2 separate regions of the Homo sapiens genome follow, and region 2 is linked to region 1. A link is a contact called in ENCODE Hi-C or POLR2A ChIA-PET data. All regions are on one chromosome and are shown on one strand. The core of a region is the stretch at or near the end of the contact, and the rest is flanking DNA. Distances in the headings are between cores, read along the strand shown.

Region 1 (7,181 bases), core at 3,446-5,945:
AGCTGGTAGATTGTTACCTTGAGAAAAATAAGAGACTCATTGACAACAACTAAGAATAGCAAATGTAAATTCTCTTTGCTTAGATAATCTTTTTATGAAGCTTCTTCTTTTTTTTAATTTAAAATGATGAAACGAAACTAACAAGTATTTCCTTTTTTGTTATTTTGCAGAAAAAACCACTGTCTGCAATAATAAAGGAAGTCTGTGATGGGTAAGTGTTACTCAGGATTTATCTAAGGCATTCTAGTTGATAAATTGACAAGCAAATAATATATTTCCAGTAGGATAGTAAAATATTATTCATAAGTCACCCACTGACTTGCTCAAAGTCAATAAGAATTACTGTGTAGGAATATCACACCCTTTTCCAACAGAATTCACCATTAGTCCTCAAAGAGCAGAAAGTGTGAAATGGCTGTTATGTGCACAGTGGGGTTGGCTTTATTTATTTTAGGAAGTTGTGTTCCTTTTGTCCTACCTAGCAGGGAGTACTCTAAAGGTTTTTGAGGACACAGTATACACTTGATCTGGTATAAACTGAGAGGACCACTCAGGTCCCCATAGAGGATGAAAGAATTGAACAGACAAGGCAGTGGGTAATTGTGCTGCTCCGTGGGATCTCACACTGATATGACTTTCCTACTTCTTTGTGGCTGCTCTAAAGAATACAAAGGAAATGTATATATGGTAGCTGCATGACTTTGTTTTTTTTTAAACCAGAACTGTGAAAATAGTTGTGTTAACTGAAATTTATATAAGGTCTAGAGTACTTAATTGGAGTGTTTCAATCTGCATCAACTATACTGATAGGGGATTGTAGAATACAGAGACAATTAAAATGTGCCAACTTTCAAAAACTTAAATTGCATTTATTTTCTTTGTTTTTCTTTCTTTGCTTCAATCCCTTAAAATAAGTAGAATTGTAAAGATTTGTATTTAAATCTCCCACACCAAGCCTTGAGGATGAACTGCTTAAAGGTGAGCAGTAGGCCTAGCATCAGGTCTAGACAGTCTACACATGAAATGATTGGTCTCAGGGTAATGGAAGGTAGGCTAAAGTCATTTTGCTTTAGGAACTGCATTGTGGTATATGTTGGGATTGGTCCAATTCCAATCACAGGGTGCTTAGTTCATCCAACACTAAAAAATTGTAAAAATGAAAATGGCCACTTTCATTTTTCTAATCAGTATACGCTTGTATTTTTAAGGTGGTCTCTTGCCAACCATGAATATTTTGCACTCCAGCATGCCGATAGTTCAAACTTCTATATCACAGAAAAGGTAGGTCAACTACATTATTTAATATGGGATACATATTGAAGGAAAGTAAATCATGATGATGTTTTCTTTGTTCGGGCCTAGACATGCAGGTCTAAATTTTAGGTCTCTACTATCCACGAAAATAGAGTCTGTAAAGCAAACAACTGCTACTTTAGAATCCACAAGATGATATTTGCCAGCTCAAGAGTAAAGACCAAATATGTTTCGTGTCTTGTTTAGCAACTGCAGTTGCCTTCTAACAGTGAATATGTCTCTCTTACTGCTTGGTTAAAGAATTTATTTGATACTTAATGACTTAGTTGGGTTTTCCTTTCTCAGATTTTGTTTTTTTCAAAGTAGCCTCTAACCCTTGCTTAAAGTACGTGAAATAATGACAAGAAACCTTTTCAAATGTGGAATTATGTATGTAGGCACTAAGAGTGTTCTATGAATCTTGGGAACCCAGCTCTCTCCTTGGGTGATTTTAAATCTTTTTTAGCAAGATTAAAGGAGAAGGAGGGATTTGTGAAGACAGCAATGGCCCTGGGAGCAAGTAAAATTAATATGTACAAGATCCCTGATAGAGGAAGGGCACACTGGAATTTATTGAGTGCATACTGCATGCCAGGAACTGAGCCATGCACATTACATCTGTTTAGGATTTCTTCCTTAAGACTAACCTGGGCTATAAAAATACTGGCTTTGGTTAACAGGTACGACACTGAGTCATTGAGGACAAATGGTTAGACTAATGCTTCATACTTGATTCTACAAGAAGCAAGTTTAGACTTTTGTGCTTCTTTGATTTTTGTCTTTTGGAATTTCCACAATAGTTTCGCATCCGACACAACTTTAGGTTGAGCTCACTGAAATGCATATGAGCCAGTTTTGTCTTCTAAACTGATAATCTTGGGGGCCAGCAGGGAGGGAAGGAACAGCCCTGGTAACAGCTGTCATTATAACAAGGTGGCCAGTGCTGAAACAGAAGTGAGTACAAAGTACTCTTGAAGGAGGGAGAATCGGGTGGCCTCAGGCTTCAGTGTCTTGCAGGCTTTGTCCCAGTCAGTAGTCCCTAGAGTGACTGTAATTTTATCCATGAATCAGGTGGTGGTAGAAGGTGGAGGCAGTAACAAGGGTTCTACTTCCCCTTAGGACTCCCTTGCTCTACCCCAAAGAAGGAGGGAGGGCATTCAGTTCAGCAGGAGAGAGGCCTCAAAGGCCTGAATGCTTCTCAGAAATTGCTTCGTTCTTCCCAGATGAACACTGGGAATTTTGTAACTGATGCTGTTTTCTTCTTCACGTCAAATGTTTCTTTGTAACATTGATTGTTACAAAGCTGGGAACTGGGCCAGGTGCGGTGGCTCACGTCTGTAATTCCAGCACTTTGGGAGGCCAAGGGCGGCAGATCACTTGAGGTCAGGAGTTCGAGATCAGCCTGGCCAACATGGTGAAACCCCGTCTCTACTAAAAATACATAAATTAGCTGGGTATGGTGATGGGCGCCTGTAATCCAAGCTGTTCGGGAAGCTGAGGTGGGAGGATCACTTGGACCTGGGAGGCGGAGGTTGCAGTGAGCAGAGATCGTGCCACTGCACTCCAGCCTGAGCGACAGAGCGAGACTCCATCTCGAGAGAAAAAGAAAAAACAAAGCTGGGAGTTAACAAGTGAACTTGATTTCCTGGCATGCCTTGTATATTAAGTTTACCTTTGATTCCTTTGACTTAAACGTTTAGTTTCCTGTCTCTATTTTCCCTTTGCTTCAGTTTCTTAATGTTTTTCATTTATTTTATACTGCATCTATATAATTTGCATGCTATTCTTTGTGAGATTAAAGAGGTTATATAGAAATCCAAGTTAAATGATAGCAGTTAAAGGTATTGCCATCATTTCATTCATACCAGTTAGTGAGTAGTGAAATCAATTCAGTTAGTTGTCAGAGCATTAAACACTGGAACATAGTAGAGTAGATTAGGTCAGAGTATATCTCCTGTGTTGCTTGTGAAATATTTGTTCCACCTACCCACATGTATAATACATGTAGATTACACTGGTGATTTACCCTGGGTTGTGGTAAAAAAGCTGTTGAGTCGTGAATAGTTCTGGCTGTGAATAATCTGTGCTAGTAGATGGCCCCTGGTGGTGTCCTGTCTTCTGTCACCATTGTCTGGAGACCTCAGTGTAGTGAAGATTACTAAAGATGGGGTTCTCAGACTTCATAGAGAACATAAGCATGGTACAGTGAACCCTTAAAAAAATATGTAGGGCTTTAGATCCCAACCCCAGAGACTCAGAGTGAGTGGGACTTGGATATAGCCTAGGAGTTTTCATTTTTAAGGCACCCTCTGGGCAGTCTCATGCTGGATACCTGGAACCACTGGGAGAAACAGCCCTGGGGCCTATTTTCTAAAGAGTTGGAACCCATGTGTACAGGACATTATGCCTTCTGTCCAGAAGTTGTGCACAAAGTTCAATTTAGGAATGTGGGCTGGGCACGTGGTTCACATCTGTAATCCCAGCACTTTGGGAGGCCAAGGCGGGTGGGTCACCTGAGGTCAGGAGTTCGAGACCAGCCTGGCCAACATGGCAAAACCACGTCTCTACTAAAAATACAAAAATTAGTTGGGTGTGGTGGCACATGCCTGTAGTCCCACTCAGGAGGCTGAGGCAGGAGTATCACTTGAACCTGGGATGTGGAGGTTGCAGTGAGCCAAGACTGTACCACTGCACTCCAGCCTAAGTGACAGAGCAAGCCTCCATCTCAAAAACAAAAACAACAACAAAAAACAAAGTATGTAGGAATGTGTTTGTGTGCTGCCATTTCTTGGCATAATTTGAAAATTATTAACATCATATAATGGTTATGCTTTTTTCCTGATTAAAATTCATATATACTCAGAACATTCAAACTATTGAGAATGGAGGAAATTATTATTTTATGGTGTATCTTAGTTATTTTCTGGGAATCTTGTTTTGCCTGAGGACATTCTTGAAGTTGAGTTTATAAAGGACTGGCCACAAAGTCTGTCATGGAGTTTTTCATCTTCAGTGGGCTGTAGCAGAGATTATTCTTTTATGAAGAGTTTAAGGAGTGAGAAGACTCATCTTCCCTATCGTAGTTCTTTGTTTGTAAATACGGTGTCATTGCTCTTCCTCATGCAGCTGTCACTGGGCACAGCTGTGGGTGTGCATGTGTCACGGAGCTCAGCACGCACAGAGCAGGAGATGACGGTGACTCCTGGCTCCACAGGGTCGATCCTGGGCTGCCTTCAGTTTGCTGCTTTGTCCATCTAGTTCCTTGCAAGTATTCCTAAAAATACAGACATTTTTTCCCATTTTAAAAATAATGTACTTAGCATCATCTTGGTTACTTACAGCCCAGTGATTTGTTAGGTTATATTTTCATCACCATGGTAACCAGTGACTCATTTTTGAAACTTGTGCATGCTGTTAGTTACTGATTTTCCCTTATATATGAGACTGTCTCTGTCTTTTCGCTGAAGATGAATATCACCTTCAGAAAATTTTTTTCAGAAAAAAAAAAAATTCTCTAGCTGGCCAAACAATCCAATAGAAATAGTGGTTGATGGATGCTTGTGATTCTCTTCTAAGATCCTCCGGAAGGCACTTTCCCTGCTTTTCTAATGTTCTCCAAGCCCATTTTTTGAAATAGTCTTCCTTTGCTTATTAGGCCATTAACTGAGGTTTTTTTTTGGTGCAGTGGGGGAAAATGTCATGTTAAGTAGCATTCAGCAGAAGCATTGCTTGGAAATGCCTCAGAGAAAGTTAAGATTCAATGATTCACAAGTTCAAATTCTGCTCTAGAAACTTAACTATTTCAGGGTGATGTCCAGGAGAGAGAGAGAGGGAGAGAATAAAAAATGATAAGTGAAGGGTATGTTTAGGTGGAATTTGTCTTTTGAATAAGAATTCTACTGAGACAGCACTAAGCATTGTTAGTTTATGACCCTCATCACAGTCCAATGATGCAGGTATTGGTGTCTTCATTTTACGAGAAAAGTGAGACTGAGAGAGGTTACTCAACAACTTGTGGGGGTTGTACAGGTCAGAAGTGGACAAGCTGAGACTTGGACCCAGGTGGGTCTGAACCCAGAGCTCTCTATGCCATCTCTGAGAAACCCTCTGTACCATTGCCTCAGCCCCAATTTGTTTATGATGCCCTTTCTTTGGGCATCACTGTCATCAAGCCAGTGATCCTAATGGTAACTGCCTCAAAAACAATAAATACAGGAAGTTACAGACTATGAACACTGGTTACCAGCTTCAGTCTGTGGCTTCCTTATTCCTTCTGAGGGTAACTTGGAGGAAGTTGTAACAGGTAACCTTCCACTTACTAGAGCTTCACAAAGTGCATTTATATTTGCCTTTGGTATGGATCGTATAACTGCCTAAGGCAGTATGATTGCACGAATACCATTCTTTTTAGACAAACAGGAAAATTGCCTTGTCATCCCTAATCCTAAGCATGTATGGAGATGAGTCCCCAGAAAACACAGGGCACAGTAGAGGAAAGCCATGAGGAGGTTAGGTTGTGTGCTTGTGGATAATTGAGATTTTATTATGATTGCAGGATGATACTCACTTCCTCCATACTGAGACCTACTCTAGCATGTATGAAGTATAGTGATGTATCGCTAATGTCTTATTTAGATAAATTCCATATCTTGTAATCACAGAAATACGCTAAGCCTCATTCAGGCCCTCTCTGCAAAGCTGGCCCCAGGCACCTTTGGTAAGGAAGTAGGGTTGTTTGGGGGGCACCCCCTTTTTTGTCTTTCCCACTTCCTAAGTGCCCTGGGTTCTCAGACAGCCCCTGAACCTCCCAGAATCCCTGGCAGCCAGAATTGTGCACTCCCTTGGATTTGTACATTTCATTCTGGTCAGGAGATGATTCCACTATTTTGCAGAATTCAGTTCAACTATCATGCTTTGGTAGATCCAGCTGTAAGTAAGCAGGGTAATCCCAGTCTCCAGAAAGGATTGAAGCTTAGAGGTAAGCAAGGATGAAGGCCTGGGAGGGAATCAAAGGAGATGGACAGAGAGAAGCCTGCAGTCCTATTTTCCAGCTCTGGTTTCTGTGCTTCCTGTCTTTGCATCCTTGTGAGAGACCTGCTGTGACTTTTCAGTCCCCGCCCCTTTGCTTAAATCACTTTATGCTTGTCTTTGTTACCCTCAATCAAAGAGCTTTCTCTAGGGCAGGCATTTTAATGTGAGCAAACTCACGCCCAGGAAAGCTGTAAATTTCCTAAACCAGCCAAATACCCTATACAACATTCCCTTTCGTGCTGCCTTTGGTGAAGGACTCTGGATTTGATCAACTGAAGTCACTGTGGCTGCCTCAGCAAGACACACCAGCAGCCCTGGGCTAGCTCCTGTTGGGCCAGTCCACAGGCAATAATGGGTGGAGAAAAATGTTCCTGCCTGATATGGTTTGGCTGTGTCCCCACCCAAATCTCATCTTGAATTGTAGCTCTCATAATTCCCACGTGTTGTGGTTGGGACCTGGTGGGAGATAATTGAATCAAGGGGGAGGTTTCCTCCGTACTGTTCTCGTGGTAGTGAATAAGTCTCTTGAGAGCTGATGGTTCTATAAGGGGAAACCCCTTTCTCTTGATTTTCATTCCCTCTCTTGTCTGCTGCCATGTAAGATGTGCCTTTCGCCTTCCACCATGATTGTGAGGCCTCCCCAGCCACATGGAACTGTGAGTCCATTAAACCTCTTTTTCTTTATAAATTACCCAGTCTCAGGTATGTCTTTATTAGCAGCATGAGAACGGACTAATACACTGCTTTTCCCTTTGGCCTGTCCCTTTATCTCTTCAGGGTTTCCTGACTCCAAGCATTTCTCCTGTGCTGCCTCTTCTTCCTGTTCTGAGACCCTGCTGCCTAACATGCCTAACATG
Region 2 (7,181 bases), core at 3,606-6,105, 39 kb before region 1:
TGGAGGCACAGCCCAGAGTTCTGCAGGGGCCTTCGCTGGTAATCTGATGCAATCAAATGTTCTAGGGGTGGTAGTTAGAGCTCTGCTGTTGCTGGAGAGAGGCCCAAGAAAGAAGTTTCACATATTGTTTTTTGATCAGCAGGTTTGGAAACTTTGAATGTTTGGCTCACAGGATGGTGGAAATGCTCCAGCACTTCCTGTGGCTTCGAGTCTGGTTTCTGCGATAGGGAACTGGGCTCGAGCCTTGCCTCCTCCACTGGGGACTGTCTGCACACATCACCGAGTGACAGGCTTGCTGGGAGGAAGGGAGCAGCCACTGGCATTACAACAGCTGAAAAGGAATTTGAAAAGCAAATATCCAGAAAACCAGAACAAGGGAGGAAGTGTGTGCATTAGTTTGCAAAATGATGAACTTTCCAGTTGAAATGCTGATTCCCAAAGCGCAAGAGAGCTTGGAGTGAAGGGAAGAGAGTGAGTGGCTCAGCTCAGGTCTCATCTTGTTTTTGAAAGAATTTTTCCAGGAGGAAAAGGAATCTGGAATAGGCCCTCCTCTCACCTCTCAGCAGCTCCCTTTCTATTTCTGTCCAGTGGGAACAAATGAATAGCTGCTGCTTGAAGAAATGCCGGAAGGTTTTCTGTGCAAGGAATTCTGGATTTTAAAAATGCATCACTGGCTTGAGTAATCCTTCACATTTGTAATTTTAATCTTTGAATTTGGTTTTAAGGAAAGAGTGGTTCATTTATTCATTCACTTGTCTGGAAAATATTGAGTTGCTCTTTACCATGCTGTCTGATCAGGTCTGGAACAACAGAGATGAGTAAGATATGAGTCCTACCCTCAGAGAACTCATATAAACAAATAGGATAAGGTGTGGAAAAGTGCTCTGGTAGGTCACTGTAAGCGCCTAAGAAGACAGATTCAGGGCAGTTACTTCTAGCACGGGAGGCCGTGAGGTCAGGGAGATCTTTAAGAGAAACTGGTGCATGAGATTGGCACTGAAATCTAGATGGGAATTTTTGAAGCAGACCCAAGGGAAGGAAAGGACATTGGAGGTAGAGAGAACATTCTGAACAAAGACAGGGTGAAAGCGAGAGGTGGAGCCGACTGGGCTTCTGGGTTGGGTGGGGACTTGGAGAACTTTTGTGTCTCGCTAAAGGATTGTAAATACACCAATCAGCACTCTGTGTCTAGCTAAAGGTTTGTAAACACGCCAGTCAGCACAATGTCAAAACAGACAAATGAACGCTCTGTAAAACGGCCCAATCAGCTCTCTGTAAAATGAACCAATCAGCAGGATGTGTGGGTGGGGCCAGATAAGGGAATAAACGCAGGTCACCTGAGCCAGTAGCAGCAACCTGGGTCCCCTTCCACGCTGTGGAATCTTTGTTTTTTTTTCACTGCTCGCAATAAATCTTGCTGCTGCTTATTATTTGGGTCCGTGTTACCTTTATGAGCTGTAGCACTCACCGCGAAGGTTTGCAGCTTCGCTATTCACTCTTGAAGCCAGCGAGACCACGAACCCACCGGGAGGAAGAAACAACTCCGGACGCGCCACCTTTAAGAGCTGTAACACTAACGGTGAAAGTCTGCGGTATCACTCCTGAAGTCAGGGAGACCACGAACCCCCCAGAAGAAACTCCGGACGCATCTGAACATCTGAAGGAACAAACTCTGGACACACCATCTTTAAGAACTGAAACACCGCGACAGTTCGCTGCTTCATTCTTAAAGGCAGTGAGACCGAGAACGCACCAATTCTGGACACAAAAGGACCTTAGCAGGCTCAGGAAATGGCAAGCCATTTATGAAGAGGGAAGAGATAGCAAACGTTGGTCTCAAGTTCTCTAGTTCTTTACCCAGACCATAGCTGGCTGGGGGATGATCCTGATTTAGTCTGGGGGGTTCCTTTACGCATTGCCACCAGCAGGTGCCGCAAATGGACCATTGGCAGTCTTAAGGTAGAACCAGTTTTCCATGTCAGACTTACAGAGCCATTGGATGTGCCTGGGGTTTGGGGAGCAGGGACTCGTTGGGTGGGGGAGGATGCACCGGTGGTACCTGGATGCAGGCTGTGAAAAGTTTATATCCTAGAGGTCCCAAGTCACCACAGATTTAAAGCAGGAAGTGAGATGTTCAAATGATCACAAATACAAGTATTCTGTTTCTTTTACTGTTTTATCTTCCGTTGCTTTGCACAGTAGAAGTTGCAGTTAATAGAAGTTTTACTGTTCTCTGAATTGGAAAGAGTTACTCAAAAGAATTGGGCTACTTTCCTGGAGACAAGCCCATAGATGCAGGTGGTGATAATTCAATATGGGACTAACGGAAAGTTTTCTCTGCCACTTTCCATTGCATTTCTGGCCAAGACTATTTAGCGATTCTTTCTGAGAAACCGAGGAGGCAAATAGTCTCAAAGTATGTCCTATGAGAAACGTGTGCCGCAAGATGTTTCGTTAAAAAAAAAGTTTTCTGGACAGATACATTTGGGAAATATTATAGATTGCATATGGACATTTCACAGAACACGTGTTACGTTAAAGTCCCTGAGAAGTCCTGCAGTAAAGGAAACTTTGAAAAGAACGGCGTAGAGCCCAGCACAGTGGCTCATGCCTGCAATCCCAGTACTTTGGGAGGCTGCAGCAAGAAGTATCCTTTGAGCTCAGGAGTTCGAGACCAGGTAACATAATGAGACCTCATCTCTATTAAACAAAAAAATGGCATAGTGGTTACGAACATGAGCTATCAAATCAGACATGTAGATTTCATTCTGGCTGGGTTCCGTATGTGGATGTGAGACTTTGGGCAAGATATTTAATGTCTTTACATCTTGGTTTCCTTGTTTATAAAATAGGCTAGTAATGGTACCTTATTCATAAAATTGTCTCTAAAAGTATATAGTAAGTGAACTAGTAAGTTATTAGTGGATATTATTCTATTCAGTTTTTTCCAAGAATCCTGACTCTTTATTTTTGCATTGCATTTATAAATAACTCAGAGAAGCGGTGCTGTGTGGGAAATGCTGGAGTGAGACTAACTCTTGCAATCCATGCGTGACTTCTGATAGCAGTCCCACAGAGGAAAGGCAGGCCCTAGGTGCTGAGCGCTACGTCACAGATGTGGACTTGCAGCTATATGAAGCTCTAGAATTGGGGAGCAAAAGACCATTTCCTCTTGACTGCAAGGTTAGAGTGTGTAACTTCAGTCTGTTTTGCCTTCCAGTCATTTAATGACAAGTTTGGAACTCAGGGCAGTAAACAGATATGGTTAGGTTGATATATTAGGAGTTTTTCAATTGTAAGGGACAGAAACAACTCAAGCTGATTTAGCGTAATGAGGAATTTATTAGTTTGTCTATCTAGGAAGGATGTTAGGGTAGTACAGAGAACTGAAGGAAAAGTGTTAGGAAACTCAACAGAAACTGAACATAGCTAGGCCTTCTGTCCTTGTTCCCTTTTGAATGTTTTCCTCTTGACTTGTCTTTGCTTCTCCTTGCCTCATTCTTTCCTATTGTGGATGACCTTTCCCCATGGAGGGAGCATGGCTGCAGACAGCTTCAGCTTCAGCTTCATCCCCAGCAGAAGGCAAGAACTCCTGGTGATCTACCTGCCTGGTCCCTGCAAAGTGCTAGGATTACAGGCGCAAGCCACTGCGCCCAGCTGACAAATTTATGAGATCCTTATTAAGGATATTTATACTAGGTTGGATCACATTTATTGCAAATTTTTTTTCAGATTGTTATTCGTGTTTAAATTTTTTAAATACTTTAATATATAAAAATTACACATGGGTCATGCTAATCTTCTCTGTATTGTTCCAGTTTTAGTATATATGCTGCTGAAGCGAGCACTGTCTCTAAATTTTTATAAAGGTTTTTGGAATTCAGAAGTTTTTAAGCTTGCTTGTATCAAATCATCAGGCTCTTCTTTGACGCTTTCTGCCTTTTGTGTTTTATTAGTTTGCTAGGGCTGCCATAAAAAAGTACCACAGACTGGGGTGCTTAACTAACAGAAATGGGTTTTCTCACTGTTACGGAGGCTAGAAGTCAGAGATCAAGGTGTTATCAGTGTTGGTTCCTTCTGAGGGCTTTCTCCTTGGCTTACAGATGGCTGTCTTCTCCCTGTGTTCTTAGGTGGTCTCCCCTCTGTACCTTCTGTGTTCAGATTTCCTCCTCTTAAAAGGATAATAGACAAACATGCTGTATTAGGGCCCGGCCTGAAGACCTAATTTTAACTTACTTCTTTCGAGGTCCTGTCTCCAAATACAGCTACATTCTGAGCTACTGGGGGTTAGGATTTGAACATACAAATTTTGAGGGGGACACAATTCACCTGTAACAGTTCTCATACTAAAGAGGCCTCTATCAACCTGAGAGGATTTAAGGATTTGAAGGAAGTCATTTAAACTAGTTAAGATTTAGTATCTTCATTAATTTACTGCAAATAATAACACCTGTCACTCAGGGCTGTGAAGAAGAGTGAGTAAAGTGCGTGTCCACGGTGCCCAGCCCCATGCCTGCTCTAGGCGCCTGTCTGCCACTCCTTCTGGCAGCTGTCCCCTAGCCTTCATGATGTCAATGCCAGACACTGGGAAAGCAAAGACTTTTCTCTGCAAGTTTCCATTATATTGCAAGCCAACCGTAGCTAATAGCACATTTCCCCACCTGTCAAGTAAATGGGCTGAATTGTTGCTGAGATTAGCATACATGGCTAGCGTGTACAGAAAATGAAATACTGAGCCTCCACACTGGATTCCATTCTCTGTTTATTCTCTTTCTGCTGAGTGCTTGCATGTTCTGTTCTGAACACACCGTGTTCCCTCATTTCTGAAGCCACAAACTTCCTCTTAGGCCCCGGGCTGTCTTCAGAATGGCCATCAGGTCCCTGATACGGGAACCTGAAATGACACCCCCACCATATACCCATCCATCCAGACCCTCCAGTGTAGGGCAGGTGGGGGGACATGTGCCCACCACTGCTGCTCCCATGGGAAACAAAGACTGGCTTCAGCAAACCTGGACACTCATACATCCTGAATAATGTCAGCTGACCACACCACCGACTTCATGTATTCCTTGACCTAGACACTAAAGGTATTGAGACAATTTCAGTCTGTTTGGCATAAGAAGGATGGTAGCACAAAGAAGAGAAGAGCAAAACTTTTACCCAAAGCCTATTTCGGTGGCCCCTTCTGAGGTTCAGTGTACCATGCAGGGCGGTGTTCTCAAAAGTGAAGACTAGGCCAGGTGTGGTGGCTCACGCCTATAATCCCAGCACTTGGGGAGGCCGAGGTGGGCAGATCACCTGAGGTCAGGAGTTCGAGACCAGCCTGGCCAACATGGTGAAACCCCATCTCTACTAAAAATACAAAAATTAGCCACGCAAGGTGGTGCCTGCTTGTAATCCCAACTACTCGGGAGGCTGAGGCAGGAGAATCACTTGAACCCGGGGGGCGGAGGTTACAGTGAGCTGAGATTGTGCCACTGCACTCCAGCCTGGGTGACAGAGTGAGACTTCATCTCAAAAAAAGAAAAAGAAAAAAAAAGTGAAGACTAGAGGGCTCCAGGAAGACAGCAGTGCCAAGAGGGAAGGGCTGCTTTCAGTGGGTGATCCTCCTGAAGCCCTTTCCCTTTCTGCCTAACCTAATGCAAGGGGAAAATGTGGTCTATGTCTTTTTCTATCAGAGACAACTCAACATTAAAAATATGAGATGAACAGCTCCCTTTCCACTATCCCCATCATCATTATAAACCCATTATCCATCATCAGTAGATAATGACTTAGCGGGACAGAGGACAGCTTTTCTGGTGAGGAAGGAAGGGGCTGAGGAGTGGAAGCAGATCGTTTCTCCAGCTGTTTGGTGTTTCTCTCCCATTGATCTGCCCTGGCCTCCACTGGCCCATCTGTTGGGCTTGTGAGTGCAGTAGGGGAGGGGACACACGGTTCACCAGGGCAAGTGTGTTCGTTTCCCCAACACACAGCTTCTACAGGAATGGCCATACAGGCTTAATTTTTTTCTCAGTAGGGTTTACTGTGCAACAGAAAGACTACAAAGAGCATTAAAAGGTTCAAAGCCATTGCAGTCACCCAAAACTAAAAAACTATATGGGAAATTCAGAAAAAACAACAAAAAGTGATCAGGTATTTGGGACCTTTGTGGAACCGAAAGAATTAATTAAGCTGTATGGAAAAACCTGTAGAGATGTAACAGATCTTTAAGAGACTACAGCAAGAGGCATGTTGAACTTGGGGCATAGAACAATGTGTAGAGAGATGAGTTTCTAGGTGGGAGTCAAAGCGATTTCTGTCTGTCGTCTTCAAAATGCCACCCAACCTACGGAGACATTTAGTGGAAGAGTGGGCTTGTTCACGGGTTATAGAGTCAGATGTTACTGCTATACAGACTTCAGTACCTAACTCTAGAAGAAGTGATTCCTCTTTATTTAATCCACTCAACTATAAACACACCACTTAACATGCATATCGAGGTGATAGAATCTTAATATTAAACATGGAACAATTCCCATATTTTTGGAATGGAATAAAGTCAAGCCAGCAGGCAAGCAGGAACGGTATAGCATTCTCTGCCCATTCTTTACCCACCACCTGGGATTTGATAGTGACTTTGGAAGGCATGATGATTAGAATGTCTAGCCACCTGCCTAGACTTCCCTTTTGTTTCTCCCTTTAATGGTTCTTAAATTTTAGTTTGTATAAGAATTATTGTACCCGGCTGTCTACACAACTTCTTGTAGCTGGTATTTTACTGGGCAATTTAAGTAATACTAGGTTATCTACTTTGGTAATTTTGATAACACTAGGCTCAGTACTGCTGGTAGCTCTAATGAGATGTTCATTGAGGAGGGGATGCATTCATACAACAGCTATGTATTAAAATGCCTGCCTGCCGCGGCCCTGAGTCTGTAACTGTGAATGCGATGTGGACCTTGCCCTTAGAGTACTCCAGATGTAGTGGGGAGAAGTTGACAAAGGGAGTCTAGTAACCCCAGAGTTATGCTGGGGGAAGCATAGGACACCAGGATGCTGACTTTGTTGGCTGAAGATTTTAGAATGTATTTCCTTCTCAGTTATGCCTCACCAAGAGGAGTTGGGCTTGTGTGCTGATCTTTCCTGGAGAGCCTGATGAGACCATGTGCCTTGTGTCCAGTTCAAGGATGGGATAG

The links. A loop is a pair of places that touch in the nucleus more often than their neighbours do. ChIA-PET counts read pairs that join two places held with the same protein, here RNA polymerase II (POLR2A). Pooled maps may share reads with other maps.
Region 2: a map of CD14-positive monocyte shows a loop between it and region 1 (2.0-fold over the local background). The contact joins two enhancer-like sites. A Hi-C loop is called at or near these places in 10 of 168 maps with a recorded cell type or tissue (B cell, CD14-positive monocyte, CD4-positive, alpha-beta T cell and 5 more), 15 of 37 single-sample maps with no recorded cell type and 16 of 50 pooled maps. POLR2A ChIA-PET finds 5 or more read pairs at or near these places in 15 of 52 experiments (CD4-positive, alpha-beta T cell, CD4-positive, alpha-beta memory T cell, OCI-LY7 and 10 more).

What each region holds. Positions count from the first base shown.
Region 1 is chr7:37,308,950-37,316,130 of GRCh38, reverse strand. It overlaps ELMO1 (engulfment and cell motility 1), which reads left to right. Exons shown (of 22, transcript NM_014800.11): 3 at 171-211; 4 at 1,209-1,281. Among named protein-coding and RNA genes, the nearest start is that of ELMO1, 140 kb to the left of the region's middle. Within about 2 kb of position 4,695, at least 7 of the 41 ENCODE cell types and tissues checked have a DNase peak (open chromatin) inside an H3K27ac peak, as active enhancers do; they include CD14-positive monocyte, where a contact is called at or near this core.
Region 2 is chr7:37,347,810-37,354,990 of GRCh38, reverse strand. All of the region lies in intron 1 of ELMO1 (engulfment and cell motility 1), which reads left to right. It also overlaps the pseudogene RNU6-565P. Among named protein-coding and RNA genes, the nearest start is that of ELMO1, 97 kb to the left of the region's middle. RefSeq lists enhancers at 4-153, 1-616, 1,653-1,702, 1,753-1,812, 1,343-1,844. Within about 2 kb of position 4,855, at least 4 of the 41 ENCODE cell types and tissues checked have a DNase peak (open chromatin) inside an H3K27ac peak, as active enhancers do; they include CD14-positive monocyte, where a contact is called at or near this core.